Regions from separate parts of the Homo sapiens genome. Here region 2 is linked to region 1. A link is a loop called in an ENCODE intact Hi-C map of the cell type or tissue named here. Cell type or tissue: dorsolateral prefrontal cortex. All regions are shown on one strand. Links, peaks and the distances in the headings refer to the core of each region. The heading gives the core; the rest is flanking DNA. Region 1 has its middle 9.0 kb from the start of SH3GL3. Region 2 overlaps SH3GL3 (SH3 domain containing GRB2 like 3, endophilin A3).

The links. Peaks named below come from ENCODE experiments on the same cell type or tissue, not always from the same donor. Only the 100,000 strongest peaks of a DNase experiment are listed, where the experiment ranks them.
Region 2: a loop joins it to region 1, with 7 times the contacts of the local background. A loop is called at or near these places in 13 of 110 quality-filtered maps.

Annotation. Positions count from the first base shown.
Region 1 is chr15:83,434,189-83,442,523 of GRCh38, forward strand. No RefSeq gene overlaps it. Among named protein-coding and RNA genes, the nearest start is that of SH3GL3, 9.0 kb to the right of the region's middle. In dorsolateral prefrontal cortex, for the core only: CTCF peaks have their summits at 2,574 (motif pointing left), 2,774, 4,686 (motif pointing right) and 4,887; a DNase peak (open chromatin) is centred at 4,703.
Region 2 is chr15:83,567,591-83,575,925 of GRCh38, forward strand. It overlaps SH3GL3 (SH3 domain containing GRB2 like 3, endophilin A3), which reads left to right. Exons shown (of 9, transcript NM_003027.5): 4 at 939-1,082; 5 at 4,975-5,108. Among named protein-coding and RNA genes, the nearest start is that of ADAMTSL3, 82 kb to the right of the region's middle. In dorsolateral prefrontal cortex, for the core only: CTCF peaks have their summits at 4,709 (motif pointing left) and 4,920; a DNase peak (open chromatin) is centred at 4,399; H3K27ac peaks cover 7,713 bases.

The DNA.
Region 1 (8,335 bases), core at 207-8,206:
ACTTAAAATTAGACCCCATATTGGGAAATCAAGAAAATGTAAGACAGAAATCAAAGGGTCAAGATTGTATAAAAGATAAACTCACAAATCCCAGGAGACAACCCTACCAATGTCCTTCAAAGGTAGAGAAGAGTCTCAAATTATTTTCCTGAAACTGAAGAACTTGGAAAATGAGTTGGGGCCAGGTCTGGAACATCCAGCATTTGCTACCTTAGGGCGGGCATGCTCCCCTCCTGGGGGGATGTGTGAGGGCCACACTTTCCTGGAAGTGAGCTGCAGAGAGAAGAGGAGATGGGGGTCCTTTTCCCCACAATCAGAAGGAAGTATGAGAGGAAAACGCAGGTTCCCAGGATCACATTCAAGTGGAGATGAGGGGGCTGGAGGGAACTAACACCAGCTGGACACAATTTTCTATATAGAAATCAGGTGAGGTCATCCCACAAGTGTCAGTCGGGGGAAGGGCAAAAGCAGAATGGAAAACAGGAGAGGACGGGTTGTTTTTGAAGTTTTGAGCCTTAAATGTATTGCACGGGGGTGGCCAGGATTAGGTGATTGGTGATTTGTTTTGTTTTTAAACAGAAGTGATGGACCTGCAAAGGAGAAAATTCAGGGCATTTGTGCATTGTCATTGATTTAAGCATTATTATTTAATTCCTCTTTTAAAACTTTCTGCTAGATGTAGTCAAAAGCTATGAACTTAATGTAGTTTCTTCATGCATATAGAAAAGTGCACATATTTTAAGACTAGGACTCAATGGACTCACAGAATTAACCCTCGTGTGCACACAGACTGAGAATTCAAATATTAGCGGCACCCATGGCTTCATCGTGACCCGTTCCTGTCAGGACTGCCTCTCCTAAGGGTAAACAGTATCCTGATTTCTAACAGCTTACATCAGTTTTGCCCAAAACGAAATGAACTTTGAAGTCAGTCCCTTCCTGCTCTGCAAACCCATGGGTAAGATTTTTAAGTCATTCAGTGGCTTCTCAAAAATTGTTTTGTGTGTGGGCAGTTTGTCAGGTTCTGTACTAGTTTCGTGGGCGGGGGGGGGGGGTGTGTGTGTACAGAAGCGGGCAAGGTAAACTTTGTCTTCCAGAAGCTTGACCAAAATGAGCTGGCAGAGCACGAGGAGGCTGGGTGCGGAGTGTGTGCGTCGGCACCCTGAAAGTCCTCCATCACTTCAGCTGCACTGGCTCTCCTTCCCCAGAGGGAGTGGGCAGGAAAGGGTCAGGAGTCAGGCAAAGCCACAAGGATGGAACAGTGCCAGTGAGTCTAACACAGGCTTACTAAGCCAAATTTTCCAGCTCAGGGTCTGGTAGTGAGGAGAATAAAGCCATCCGTCACTACAGTGAAATAAAGATCACATTAAGGCACAAAGTAATCCAGTCTCCAAATACACACCATGTAATACTAAATGAATAGTCTTGCATTTCTCTGGTCAGGGAAAAGCACTTGAAGGAGTCAGAGGCAGGGACTCACTAGACTCCAGCCACTTCTCTAGACTCCTGCTTTTCCTAAGACCACATGGGACACTTTATGGAAAGCTGCCCATGTGTTTCAAATGTGAGCTTCTATAGAATAAAAACCTTCATCTCTACTGACTTGGCTCCCAGCACAAGGCCAGACACTCTTAGGTGCTTAATAAATGTGTGTCAAATAAATGAAGCAATGAATGAAACCTAGTGTGCTTTAGAGCAAGGAATAGTCAAGTGCACCCAGGTCCTGGTTCTCTCCAGGCCAATGTGCGGGCTTCTGTAGCCACAGCCTGTGAGGCGAGTCAATCACATTTTGTTGCGTAACACTTCATCTTTCCGAGCTCTGTCTCCTCATCCCTGACTTGGTCACGCATATCTCAAAGAGTGGCCATGAGAGTGCACCGTGGGCCTGGCACGTTCTGTGCACACTGTGAATTCTTTCCCCTCGCATATCCAGGGGCCTCCTATGGCCTGGGCTGTGGAAGGTGGCTGCAGGCCACTAGTTCTGTGCTTCATGGGTTGGGGCATATTCTATTCCTTGGACAAAATCTGGCAAAATCAGGCTCAGAACTTTATACCCACCAGGGCCAAAGTGATGATGATATCAGCCTCTAAAGTTTACCAGCAGAGATGCTAACCCAGAAGAGAAAAAATGCCATCCCCATGGCCAAGGGAAAGACATAGCTGGTACTCAGCTATTTTCCATCCAGTCAATTTATCGAACTCAGGAGCTGTTGGCTGTGCATGTTCACTATTCATGTAACGAAGGTGTGTTAAGTAGAAAAACTGCATCCTGGGTCTCTGTGAGACTGATGGGGACTTGTCACCTACAGCCTTGCTACTAACTGTGGTCCCAGACCAGCAACACTGTCATCACCTTGGAGCTTGGTAGAAATGCAGAGGCTCAGGCCTTGGGCCCTCGTGCAGACCCAGGGAAACAGAACCTGCATTCTAACCGGTGCCCCAGGGGATCCACGTGCACATTAAAGATTGTAAAGCACTGCTTTAGAGAGCGATGGAATCACCCTGGACAGTGTGCATTTTAAAGCTCCGCTGTTTTACTTTCAGGTCCCTCACTGCCCCCTATAGACCGTAATCCTAACAGTAATAGACTAACTAAAATACAAATCAACTCAGGGATAGACACTGTCTAAACTTTTCTTGTATGATTAGAGGCACACATAACACAAGGGGGAGATTCCTGAAATACCAGATGCTAAGTACATTGCTGCTACATTTGCAAATGCAGCAGCATCTTACACTAAAAGGGAACCACAATTTCTTTTCACAAGGACAACTGAAAAGAGAAATATAAAGTCAATCTGGGGATTTATTTTTTTTCTATGACTCATAGAAAAATGGGTAGAAAAAGCACACTTTTTAGTGGCCCAGCAAGCATTTTGGCCTTAAAATTAAATGTGTCATTCTTTCTGGATTTTCTTAGAATAATTTAGTAAAATACAATTCTGTAACTATTGCCTCTGAGTCTTGATGACTGGTGTCTTCAATGCATTCATTTAGCATATTTTGTAAAAAGAATTTGACATTTTTTCTCAAAGGGGAATGGGGACAATGGGCACAGTTAAAGCATTAGTACCAGTTGGTGACTGGAGTAGACAGGTAGAGGAGTTTAAGCAAGCTTAGACCGGTGGGATCTAGGGCAACAATCTCCCATGGCCAATGAAGGCCAGAGATTTCTATGTAACCCTGACCAGTGACCAGGAAAGGATCAAGCCATAGGTAATAATGCTACTAATTAAACGTCTCGTGCATTTAACGGCGCTTCCTTAGGTCCTACAACACCTGTGAGGACATTGTTATCAATCTCATAGTGCTCTTAAGGGGCCAGGGCTCCCACAAGATCAGGGACAAGGCCACATTAGATGGGAACTTCCTATCTTTTGTGACAGCTGCTGTGGACACCTGGCCAGATGTCCCCACGAGAAGACCCTATTTCCTGTGCTCCCTCCGCTGCTGACCATCACGGCAGGATTCCCAGCTGTTAGTGCAACCTCTGGCTGCAGAGAAAACACACCGTTCCTTGGAGGTCAGTACTAGCAGGACCACTGCTCACTTCCCCCTGAATGCACAACATGACAATGACCTCTCACATTTTCTTGGCCCTTAACACCACCTACTTTTACCACCACTCCTCTTTAATCATCACCCCCAACTTCATGTTAAATCTGATACATTATTTTAGGTGCTTGTCTGCTCTATTCATGGTTATTTATTTATTCATTAACTGAATATTTATGTTTTTTGAGCCGCTCTAGGACTCCAGCTATTCTCTGGTATTGGGAGGTTGCAGTAAATAAAGCAGATTAATTCTCTTGCCCTTCTAAAGCTGCGTTGTCCAACACAGTAGCACTAGCCACGTGTGGCTATTTAATTTTAATTAATTAAAATTAAATTCAAAATGAAAGCATCCATTGTCAACTTTTCAGTGATTGATAGCCACAGTTGGGTAGTGGTTGCCAATATTGGACAGCACAGATAGAGAACATGTCCATCATCATAGAAAGTTCAACTGGGCAGTGCTGCTTAATAGTGCTTTCACTCACTCTGGTAGTGGGAGATAAATGACAATCTAAAACATATATATGTATGTGTATATATATACATATATACTAAAATATCAGGTAGATAAAGTGCCATGGAAGGGAATAAAGTGAGTAGAGGGAATAGATAGAAAATGATGGCATTGTGTGCTTTTTGTTGTTTTTGTTGATTTTTAGAGACAGAGTCTCTCTCCGTTGCCCAGGCTGGAGTGCAATCATAGCTCACTCCTGCCTTGAACTCCCGGGCTCAAGTGATCCTCCTGCCTTGGCCTCCCAAAGTGCTGGGATTACAGGTGTGAGCCACTTCGCCCAGCCGGGGACTGCTATTGTAACCATTGACTCTAGTGGTCACTTCCTTTTTCTCCGAATTCCTCCTCTGGTAGCATGATACCATTTTCTATGTGTTCTTCTACCTATATGGCTGATGCCATAGGGATGGGACAGCTCTTCTTGAGATTCTTCCAGTAAGAACTGAAAATTTCTGTGGCAACATTTTTGCATGCCACACCATTAAAATGAGCTGTTGTGTCAAGACTCAAGATGCTAGTGTGCTTTTTTAAAAGTTAGAAGTAAACGACATGAAACTAACCACTATAGACTCACAGTTCAGAAAGGCTTACCTCTGTCGCTTCTCAACACCACCACAAGGTGGCAGCAGGGGTTTATGAACGCCATCTGCGTCGCTCGGCTAATTCCTCATCCCCAACACAAACTTTTATGCATCTCTTTAGTAGAAGTGAAAAATAAATCCTCCAGGGTAAAATATGGAAATGTAAAATGGCACCTATGTAATTAACAAAGGCTAATTGGAATTACAGCATGGCCCAGAATTCTAACTGAATGTTTGTTGATAGGTTCCGGAAAAGCAGAGTCAAGCATTGTAGATAACTATGACATGCATTAATTCCCTTTTGCCTTTACTATTGAGATGCATAGCAGTTGTGCAGTGTGCTCTTTACCCCATCCTTTTTTTTTTTTTTTTTTTTTTGAGACAGAGTCTCGCTCTGTCACCCAGGCTGGAGTGCAGTGGTGCCATCTCGGCTCACTGCAACCTCTGCCCTGGGTTCAAGTGATTCTCGTGCCTCAGCCTCCCAAGAAGCTAGGTTTACAGGCAAGTGCCACCACACCCACACACCCAACTAATTGTGTGTGTGTGTGTTTTTTTTTGAGACGGAGTCTCGCTCTGTCGCCCAGGCTGGAGTGCAGTGGCGCGATCTCGGCTCACTGCAAGCTCCGCCTCCCAGGTTCACGCCATTCTCCTCAAGGCTGAGGGTTCACACCTCAGCCTCCCAAGTAGCTGGGACTACAGGCGTTCGCCAACACTCCTGGCTAATTTTTGTATTTTTAGTAGAGACGGGGTTTCACCTTGTTAGCCAGGATGGTCTCAATCTCCTGACCTCGTGAATCGCCTGCCTCGGCCTCCCAAAGTGCTGGGTTGCAGGCGTGAGCCACCGCGCCCGGCCTCATCCAAGTAATTATATTTTTTAGTAGAGACAGCGTTTCTCTATTTGGCCAGGGTGGTCTCGAACTCCTGGCCTCAAGTGGCCTGCCTCGGCCTCCCAAAGTGTTGGGACTACAGGCGGGAGCCGCTATGCCCGGCCCCATCCTCATTTTTAAACAAATAAAAATACTTCAGATTTTTCCTCTACATTTTAAAATGAAAAGTCTTTCTGGCCTTTTCTTAACTGTCAATTGATTTTCCCTCAGCTTCTTGTAAAACAATAAGCAAAGAAAATCTGTACGTTTGTTCCCAGTTGTGATCTTGTGAGTTCAAGGCAAATTGCCATGTTCAACATCTGGGATTCATCATGTCTGCTGTTACCTCATCGGTGGGCACACATCTTTCCCAGATGTGGAAAAAAAAAACAAAAAAACACCTATGAAGTTACAAGGAAAGCAAAAACAGTATCTGTGCTTTCAGCTTTCTGCTGCAGCCAGGTATGTGAGGGAATTCAACTGAGAGAAATAATGCTTCTAGATCTGGTTTATCTAAATACTTGGCACACTGCACAACTGCTATGCAGTTAGTGGGCCAAAGCCCCACCCTTTCATGCACAAGTAACCCAGGAGGCCTCCTAAGAAGAAAGTTTGGGTAAGAGATTTTTTTTTTTCAGGAAAAAAAGAGAGAGAGAAAGCTAGACGTAGAGAGGTCATGGTTAAGCTAACATTTTAAGGTTAATAGAAGGCATCAGTATTTGAACTTGGCTCTCCGAGGTCTGCCAGGCACTGCAATCTGGAGCGTGTATTAGGCTACAGGTTGATGAGTTGTTGTTGTTGTTTTTGTTTGTTTTTTGTGTTTTTTTTTTTTTGAGACAGGTCTCACTCTGTTGCCCAGGCTGGAGTGCAGTAGTGCAATCTCAGCTCACTGCAAACTCCACCTCCCAGGTTCAAGTGATTCTCCCACCTCAGCCTCTGAGTAGCTGGGACTACAGGTGTGCACCACCACGCCCGGCTAATTTTTTGTATTTTTGGTAGAGACGGGGTTTTGCCCTGTTGCCCAGGCTAGTCTCCAACTCGTGGCCTCAAGTGATCCACCCGCATTGGCTTCCCAAAGTGCACTGGGATTACAGGTGTGAGCCATTGCGCCTGGCCAGTGAATTTTTTAATGACATTAAATTCAATTCAAGGCAAGTGGAAGACACAAATCCCATATCCATGTTTCTTTGCCTCGTTTCTCCTCCTCCCGCCTTTTTTTTTTTTTTTTTTTTTTTTTTACAAGATGCTTCTCTAATGACTGTGTATCATGGGAGCAATGAAAACTGCATTTTACATACATATATATAGTATTTAGAATTGTTCAAATTCTTTGATGCACTAATTTTACATCTCAGAGTGGAGTCCATCCTAAGGAAAGTCCATTCCTAAATATAGAAAGAAAACTTTAATATGGAAAAAGATGTTTAATGTGGCATTATTTAAATCAGGAAAAATATGGGGGGTGGGAACCTTTACATGTGTATTAATGGAAAATAATCAAATATAATTTGATATATCTACAATGGTTTAAGTTGTCATTAAAATGTTGTGTGTGAAGACTAGACAATATAGGAAATGCTCAGTTAACTAAGAGAACAAAGAAAATACAGTATGCATAGTCATGTCACTGTTATGCTTAAATTTTACAGGAAAAATACTCTACAAGAAAAATATACCAAAATATTAAGAGTGATTGTTTCAAATATGATTCCAAAGGTAGTTTTTCCATCCTTTTATTTTTTGATGATTTCCAAATTTCCTCTAAATGTTATTGTATAATAGAAAATATATACTTATGAAAATATTTTGAATTTCAAACAGTTTCACAATTCTTTTATCTCAAAACTTGTTTTTAAATTCTCGTCACTCCATCTTTGCCCCCGTGTCTTAAAACCAACACTCTGCACCCTAGTCTCCCCCTGGTTCATTTGCTGTTTCAGAAAAAAGGTACTGGGCCCATTCTGGTCTCTGCCTGAGGGTTCTCATATGGAGCAGGAGGTGGTCTGAGTAGAAGGAGGTGATGAGGTGGCCCTAGTGGATGTGCTCTGACCATGGCTCATTCTAGTCATGCCGTGGCTTCCATAAAGTGTTTAATTATTGATGCTGATAGAGAATATAAATTCAAATATATTTTAGGTCAGTGGTAATCACTCATTGAGTAAAAATTAGATGAATAATTTCCAAAAGCAAAGAGGAAGAAAAAGCAAAGAAAATCTGAGTAATAGATAGATAATAATGATAGAAGAAAGAACTATGGCTGGGCATGATGGCTTATGCCTATAATCCCAACATTTTGGGAGGCCAAGGCAGGAGAATCACTCGGGCCCAGGAGTTTGAGACCAGCCTGGGCAACATAGTGAGACCCCATTGTACAAAAAAAAAAAAAAAAATCAGCTTGGTGTGGTGGCATGTGCCTGTGGTCCCAGCTACCTGGGAGGGAGAGGTGGGAGGATCACGTGAGCCCAGGTTGTGACTTCAGTGAGCCATGATTGTGCTATTGCACTCCAGAGCCTGGGTAACAGAGCAAGACCCTGTCTCAAAACAACAACACAACAACAACAACAACAACAACAAAAACCCAAAAAAAACCCAAAAAGGAACTATGTAGAAGAAAAATAATAACATACCACACAATGACAATTTTTCTTTTTGTAATAAATATAAATGCTTAAATCTCTCTAGGAAACGGCAAAGACATATTTTGGTCCAGAAACAAAATTAAATTTTACTCTGTTTATAGCAGCACGTGTCTACAACAAAATGAAAGGCCAAAAGACCAATTAAGACATAAGAAGCACATATACACAAAAAGTAAGGATACA
Region 2 (8,335 bases), core at 320-8,319, 130 kb after region 1:
TCACTAGGGGTGGGGTGGTCTGTCCCCTCCTATGATTCTGCCTCCTAAACAGCAGCACCTGCCTGCCATAATACTGAAAATCATTAGGCTCAATCAGTCCTTGGGAGCAGAGTGTGTGTGTGTGTGCGTGCGCGCGCATGTGGTGTGTGTTAATGACCAGTTGGTTGTTTGAAATATCCTCCTCGGCAATTCTATTTTTGTTTACATTTAAACAAACAAACAAAAAGCATGTCAGTGTCACACAGGTGTCAGTGTCTGACTTCACGTGTCAGCAACTGCAAGCTTTCCAAAGGGTCTCACTCGAGGGGTGGTGCTCAGGAAAGCCTGGTCACTATTATTTCAAGTCAGCAATGTGCCCCATCATTTCTTTTTTTTTTTCTTTCTTTCTTTCTTTCTTTTTTTTTTTTTTGAGACAAAGTCTCGCTCTTGTCCCCCAGGCTAGAGTGCAATGGCGCGATCTTGGCTCACTGCAACCTCCGCCTCCCGGGTTCAAGCAATTCTCCTGCCTCAGCCTCCCGAGTAGCTAGGATTACAGGCATGTGCCACCACGCCCAGCTAATTTTTTGTATTTTTAGTAGAGACAGGGTTTCTCCATGTTGGTCAGGCTGGTCTTGAACTCCTGGCCTCAGGTGATCTGCCGGCCTCGGCCTCCCAAAGTGTTGGGATTACAGGTGTGAGCCACTGCGCCCAGCCGATGTGCACCATCATTTCTATGGTTCATCGTGGCTGCGGAACAGTGCACTTAGCACCCACCTTGGTAAAGAACCTAGAAAATTACCTGAGAAAATTAAATAGTTCACACACAATTGTTTCAGGCCTCAGGTCTCTGGCATTTTGTTTAAGGTGACCTCAGTTTTGGCAGCTGCGTTTATTAAATTCTATGTACCTGTCACTCCACCTTGTAACTTTAAAGAATTACAAATGACAATGTTTTTAAGCATACAGAGCTAAGCTAGGAATGCTGAACACTGTGTCGAAGATCCGAGGGCAGGTGAAGACCACAGGATACCCGCAGACGGAAGGCTTGCTGGGGGACTGTATGCTGAAATACGGGAAGGAGCTCGGGGAAGACTCCACCTTTGGTGAGTTATTCAGAGATCAGCTGGGGGAGCTGAGAACTCCTCCAGTATGGTTTTAGGTTATACACAAACCCTTCAGTCTAACAACCTTTGTTATTTTTCCATATTACCAAAGTAATACATGTTAATTGCAGGAGGTTTAGAAAACATAGGTAAGTAAAATAAAGAAAAATGCTAACATCACCCATAATCCCATATCCACCGATAGGCCCAATTAAACTCTGTTGTGTATCTTTTTTTTTTTTTTTTTTTTAGACAAAGTCTATGCCCAGGCTGGAGTGCAGTGGCGCGATCTTGGCTCACTGCAGCCTCCACCTCCCAGGTTCAAACGATTCTCGTGCCTTAGCCTCCCGAGTAGCTGGATTACAGGCTCAAGCCACCATGCCTGACTAATGTTTTGTATTTTAAATAGAGACAGGGTTTCGCCATTTTGGCCAGGCTGGTTTTGAACTCCTGACCTCAAGTGATCCGCCTGCCTCGGCCTCCCAAACTGCTGGGATTACAGGAGTGAGCCACTGCACTTGGCTTGTTGTGTATCTTTTATGCCTTGTTTATTCTTATATGTATTCATATGTACTTTTAAAAACTACAGTAAGGCTATAGTACATATACTCTTTGGTAACACTGACTATATAATGATCCATATCGTAAAATAATTAATCTTCCATGATATTGTTTTTAATGGCTACATAATATTCCATGTATCATAGTTTGTTCAGTCAATCCCATTTACTAAATAAATGTTTCTTTATGTAAAAACATTTTACATAGCATTTACAATAACCATTTTCATAGGTAAATCTTTGGGGATATCCAAAATTATATTCTTTGACATAATTTAGATAACATGTCTAGTATAAAATTGCTGAGTCAAGAGTATGCTTATTTTTCAGGTTTTGAAAGCATATTCCCAACCTACCCTTCAGAAGGGTTACACTCATTTGACACTGTTGCCAGGAGTGAGTGAGGGTATATTTCTCTACATAGTTCCTAACCCTAGAGATTATCTTTTTAGTTTACTTTTAAATAACTGATCATTTGATATGTAGTATACAAAAATGATATCTCATTGCTGTTTTAACTCCATCTTTTGGATCACGTGTGAGGTGGAATTTTTATTTGTGTTTGTCATTGTTTTTGTGAATTGTGTGTTTGTGTCCTTAGCCTGCTTTTGCATCAGGAGGTCCATTTTTTCCCCCCTGTCTCATGAGCTCTTTAAATGGTCAGGATATTTGCTCATTGGCTGTCTTGTATGTTGATGAAGCTTTGTCCCAGGTAAGCATTTGCCTTCAGACCTTGTATATGAAGGTCATTTCAATGGAGAGAGATTTTTATTTTTTATTTACTGAAGCTCTTTAGTCTTCCTATATGGTTTCTAGCTTTTTGGAATCATGTTTAGAAAATCTTTTTCATCCCACTCCCTGGCAAATGATATAAACGTTTATTTATACTTGTTTTTGAATCCTGTATTTTCTTTTATTGCCTTTAAATTTCCAAGCTCCTGCATTTATTGGAGCTACAGTGCAATAGGGTTCTAATTTTGTTTTCTAACAAATAAATAGCTTGTTTCAGTACTGTTGAAAAGTCCAACTTTCTCCTGATGATTTGAAATGATTCTTTTATTATAGGCTAAATTATTATACATTAAATTTGTTTATGGTCTTTCTCTTCCGTTTCTTGATCTGTATCCTGTTTTGATTCAGTGTCATATTGTTTTAAGTATTGAAGTTTTAAAACATACTTTAATATATTATTTACTAAAAATTTAGGTATTGTATTGCAAAAAGTTCACAGACACACTTACTGGTTTTATTTTTCCAGGTGAAACTTAAGTCCCTTTTATTTAAAAAAGTCATTAAATTTTGATTGAGATTCATTTAAATTAATACATTAAATTGAGGATGAATTGGATTTAATATATTAAGTATTCCCAAAGAATTTGGCATATTTGCTATTCATATAGTGGTAACAAGGCAGGAGATGGAAGAGATGGAAGTTGAGAAATCAAATATTTGGCCACAGTAATCATTCTAGGAAATTGGAGGAAATATCTTTTGAAAAAAATGTTAAAACTCAAGCATTAAAACACGAATTAATTAGTGACAAAGGGTAATATTATCCCTCAGAGCAGTATAATGTGAATTTTATTTTATTCTAAGGGCCAATGGGGACAAGATGGCCTATTTCTTACTCTGAAGGCACATCAGTGAAGGGAGCAGGTGAAACTGCCAGGCAGGCCTTGAAATCCAAGGACACTCCTGCCGTGCATCTGGCCTTGGCGACAGCCAGACAATTTGGTAGCTTCCCAGGTGCTCGGCAACCGAAAAAAACTTGGGATGAGGAAGAGAGCTGATGTCAGCAGGGCATCAGGAACAGATGGATTTCTGCTCTTCCAAGGAAGAGGCTGTGCCGTTGGATGTTTTCTTTTGGGGGGCCACATACTGGGACCTCCTACAGTACAGAAACCTCAGTGGGTGGAGGCTGAGCCCCACACCCGTGGAATTCGACAGCGCCAGTCTCAGGCAAGGAGAGGGAATGTTGATTCCAGGGAGGTGGCGGCCCATGTTCAGAGCATCATCTTTGGAGTCTACAGTGTATTTGAAAATGTTTCTGTCAAGGCGAAATGAGCTGACATTGTGAGACACTGGCACTGGTGGCAGAGGGGCTGTGTAGGGGGTCAGGCAATACCATTTCTCACCATTTGGGCAGGAAAGAGTCCACAGGCTAGGAAGGGACATTTCGTCTTCATTTAGGAATTATTTAGACACACTTTGGAGAGTTGAGCTAAGGAAATGTAGCTTCCAAGGAGGAATGAAGCTACCACTGGGTCCGTATGGAGTCCTGGGAAGCCTTAGTTTAGAGTAACGGTTCCTACTTCTGTTTTGCAAGGTCCTCTTTAGTATCTTTCTGTTTTTTTTTTAAGGGAGGTGAGGCACATGTTGCCATCTCTATTTTACAGGTAATTAAGTTGTCCATGCCCTCACCTGGTGGGTGAAACAACTCAAAGGTCAGACTTAGGCTGGGCTTTACGGTCTTCTTCAAGCCTAGAAATGGAGCAACCCAATCTCCATCTTTTTACAAGATCAATTTGGAAAAACCCAAATATAGGAAAAATAGTTCATTCTAGTGCAGCATTTCCCAGGGATGTTTTCTAGAGACCCTGCAACCCTCATTGTACAGAGAACTAGAGGGCACCTGGTTTGCAGTAATCTGGCAAATTACTGCCGATTAACCGGACTGAGATAGCACACTGTAATCCAGGAAAAACTACCTGCCACTACCCGAGCCAGGAAGGCTGGCCTGGGCTCCAACGCACCAGCAGACCCCCACCCCACCCTGCTGACAGGATGTCCCATGTGACACTGGCAGGCTTTCTTTGACATCAGAGAGGGCAGGGAGGCTTAGAACCTTCTAGAAGGATACGGGGAGTAGCCTTGAGAAGATCCCACGGCTAGAAGCTGAGATGTTTTGTTGGTTTATTTCTATTGTAATTTTTACTGGTTAACACTTAGCCCCATGAGTGAATCCTTTCATTGTTTACAAAGAGATTTTATTCTCAAGCTTCTAAGGAACCCTCCGTGCCAGTTTCCCAAATTACCAGTTTTTTAGAAAGGATCTTTATCCCCATCTAGTGGTCCAAATGGTAAGTACTTCGGTCTGCTAGCCTCAGTTGTATTTTCTGTAGTGGTGAAAGTGCAGACCATAGAGAGGAAAATACAGAAAATAGGAAGCCTTGCTTTTTCTTTTTCATTCTGATCCAGGATTCAGAGGTCCCGGAGCAAGGACCTTGCTACACCATCATCCACACACTTTTGGTAAAGAATGAAATAAATAGCACTGTTAACCTGGAGTAGTGTTCCCAAAGAACCTTTTGTATTTATGTTTTCTATTCAAGGCAATGCATTGATAGAAGTTGGTGAATCCATGAAGCTAATGGCTGAGGTGAAAGACTCTCTTGATATTAATGTAAAGCAAACTTTTATTGATCCACTTCAGTTACTACAAGATAAAGATTTAAAAGAGATCGGGGTAAGTCTTCCAGGGTATAAATATACCTGTTGCTACATAAGATGATGTTTATATTTAAAATCACTAGAACGTTTCAGCAGACTGAAAGCATCATCTTATGATGCTTGTGGGTAGGGTAAAAATGACTCAGTTCTATTTTCCTGGGCTCACTGGGAAAGAGTGCCAGGATCCATTAGTCCTATCTGCCCTGGAGATGAAGCAGGATAATGGGAGGGAATGTAAGCCATGTTCTTTCAGCTGGAAATTCTGTATTTAGTTGAAGCCAGCTCTAAGCCAGGCTAAACAAAGTAATTACATAACTTTATAGTGGATTTCTTATTATCAAAATCGTACCATAGTTGCATGTTTTGATGCGTTGCCCTGGTGGTCATTATTTTCCATTACTTCTCAAGAAGATCAATACCTAGAAATTGAATTTTTCATTTGGAAAACTGTTAAAAATGGCGTGCATGGGAATTTTCAGGTACCTGGAGATAATTGCATGCCACTTGCATGGTGGCATTTTTGTAGATGTGCAAAAACAGCCCCAAGACTTCTACCCCACCAGTGACTTCCACTCTGGAGGTACAAGCACCGTCTTATGGATATGTACAGAAGATGTTCCTCCAGGTGCCTTCAGCATGATCTCAGCTTGGAGGTCATTTGAGCCTTGGGCATATCCTGTTTTCCCTTCTTCAGACCTATTGATTCTCAAAGTGTGGTCCCTGGACCAGCAACATCAGCATCACTTGTGAGAAATGCAAATTCTTGGGCCCCATCCCTTATCTCCTGAATCAGAAATCTTATGGGTGAAGCCCAGCAAGTCTGTGTTTTATAAAGTCCTCCAGGTGATTCTGATGCACGCTAATGTTCAGAAACCACTGTTCCAGCCCATCCTTTCCAGAACTCGAGGGGGAAGTGTGAACCCCCACTGGTCTAGCCTATGTGACAGAGATGAGGCTGGTGGGATGTGTGAGCTTGGGTGGCCTTCCCTGCTTGGACCGTGGGCCTTGAGGTGGCTCCATATTCCAGGGGCCAGAGAAGGAACTGATGGATGTCAGATTATTGGTTCTTCCTTTGTTCATTTATTTATTCATCCATCAACTGTGTATAGCCTGCTCTGCCCTGCTACAGTGGTGGTGGGCACTGGCCATATGTGGCTAAACAAGACCTGGTGCATGCCCTTGTGAAGCTCACAGGTGTAGGGTAGAGAGACAAGTAAACAGATACCATGCACTTTGACAGTTGTTGGAGAGATGAGCCCAGGGACATGAAGGAGAAGCACCTCTTTCAGCCTGGATGGGTCAGGGAAGGCTTCTCAGAGGAGGAGAAGCTGGCTAATGCAGACTGGGAGACTGGGGTGGGCAAAATATCCAGCACAAGCTGACCAGAGGGCCAGGGCTGTGAGAGCAGGCAGGCTCGGGGACCTCGGTTGTGTGATATGGCCAGGGGATAGGGTGTGTAGGGGTGGGGGTGCAATGAAGGGAGGAAAGGCTGAGAGTCACGGAAAGCCCTGGATGCCTGTCCAGGCAATGTATTTAGAATTTCTGCTGAAAGCAAAGGGTATGAGGGAGAATTCAGGAAGTTTGAGTGAGAAATGAAAGCATCCATTCAGGAGCTCCCTAAACATCCCATTCCCCACCTGCACACCCCTTGGCCCCGACACTCATACCATCCTCTTCTTCCATCTCAGGGGAAACATGTCCCTGTTGCTCTCAAGCCAGTCCTCCTCTGGGCCGCAGGGTCTGTCACCTCTCACCTCCTCAGGGCCGTTGTGACATCCATCGTCCTCTCTGGTGTATCTTCATTCTTTCCCTTTCTGTCTGTTGGCTTCTTCCTGTTAACATTTACACACAGCACAGCTGCCCTTGACCCCTGGTGTCACATCTCACTCCCTCCTGTCCATTCTCCAGCCCACAGCCAGGGCACCCTTTCTGAGCTGCAAACCTTCCTGGCTGCCCACTGACAGTGGGGTGAAGATATAGACCCTCAGCCCTTCACAGCCTGGCCCCTCCTTTCCTCTGTGGCCTTATTGCCACCCCTTCCCCACATGAACTCTGCCCAGCCTCACTGAATTATTTCCAGCTCCCTGGTGACGTTTTGCTTTGTGCTTTCTCGCTATTTGCTGTCTTTGTCCTTTCACCCCTTCTCCTGGCTGTCACCTCACCCCTCAGCTCGGATGTGCTTTCCTTTGGGAAGCTGTTTGTTCTTTCGCTAGACTTCGTGGGGTATCCCTTCTGTGCCTCTGTGTCATGAGCACCGTTGCTTACCTTTTGCTCATGTTGGGCAGTCCATTCCTCGGGGTGAGTGATCGTGGTTTGTTCCTTGTAGTCACAAGCCTCCCACGTGGTTTGTGCTCACACATTATTTTATTTTTTTAATTTTAATTTTTGTGGGTACGTAGTAGGTGTATATGTTGGTGGGGTACAGGAGATGTTTTTGCAAATTATTTTTGAATGGTTGATTCTAGAGAAGTGACAGTCTGGGTTCTGGGGATGCCAAAACATCTCCCCCAAATGCACAGTTGTAAAACCAAATGCCTCCTTTGCTGACATATAGCAAGTTTTATTTCTTCTTGTGCTGTCATCATGGAGGAAGGTCATATGAAAAGTCAGCATTGCTCCTCCACCTGGCCAACCACAGACACATATGTGGTCCTGAGTAGTAAGTGGGTGAAATGTGTAAAACACACTTATTCTGAAATGTTGCAGTTCTCTATGCAACAAAATAGTTTTCTAAATGCCATCTTGTTACTCAGCTGCTGTTTGATACAGAACTGTAAATCTAAACTTAAATTATGTGGATGATGGAAAGTTAAGAGTCCAAGGTTTAGGAAGCCTTTCATAGTCTCAGCTATGCTCTGTGTCGCTCAGAAATCAGGGGTCAGGGGCCTGTTCATTTGACATACGGCTGACTTTCAGGTGTTCATGTAGAGGTACAGAGGGATTAGGGACCAGCCCAAAGTCACAGAGCAAAGAGAGAGATGTTTCTGACTCTCTGGGTCTTGTGTGCTCTTTTCACTGAGTCATGGAAGTTAGAAGCAGTGCTTCCTGCTAAAATGAATAGTGCGAGCTATCCCCATGCTTCAGTGGGATGATCAGTTTCTACATACACTTTCGATGCCTGGTATCTGATTTCCGAGGATTATAGCCATAAACTCTCCAGGGACCCCTCCCTTGTCCTGTATAGCTATCCCACTCAGCACTGTTTCTGACACGGGGTCTCTCTGCTTGGACACAAACTGTGAT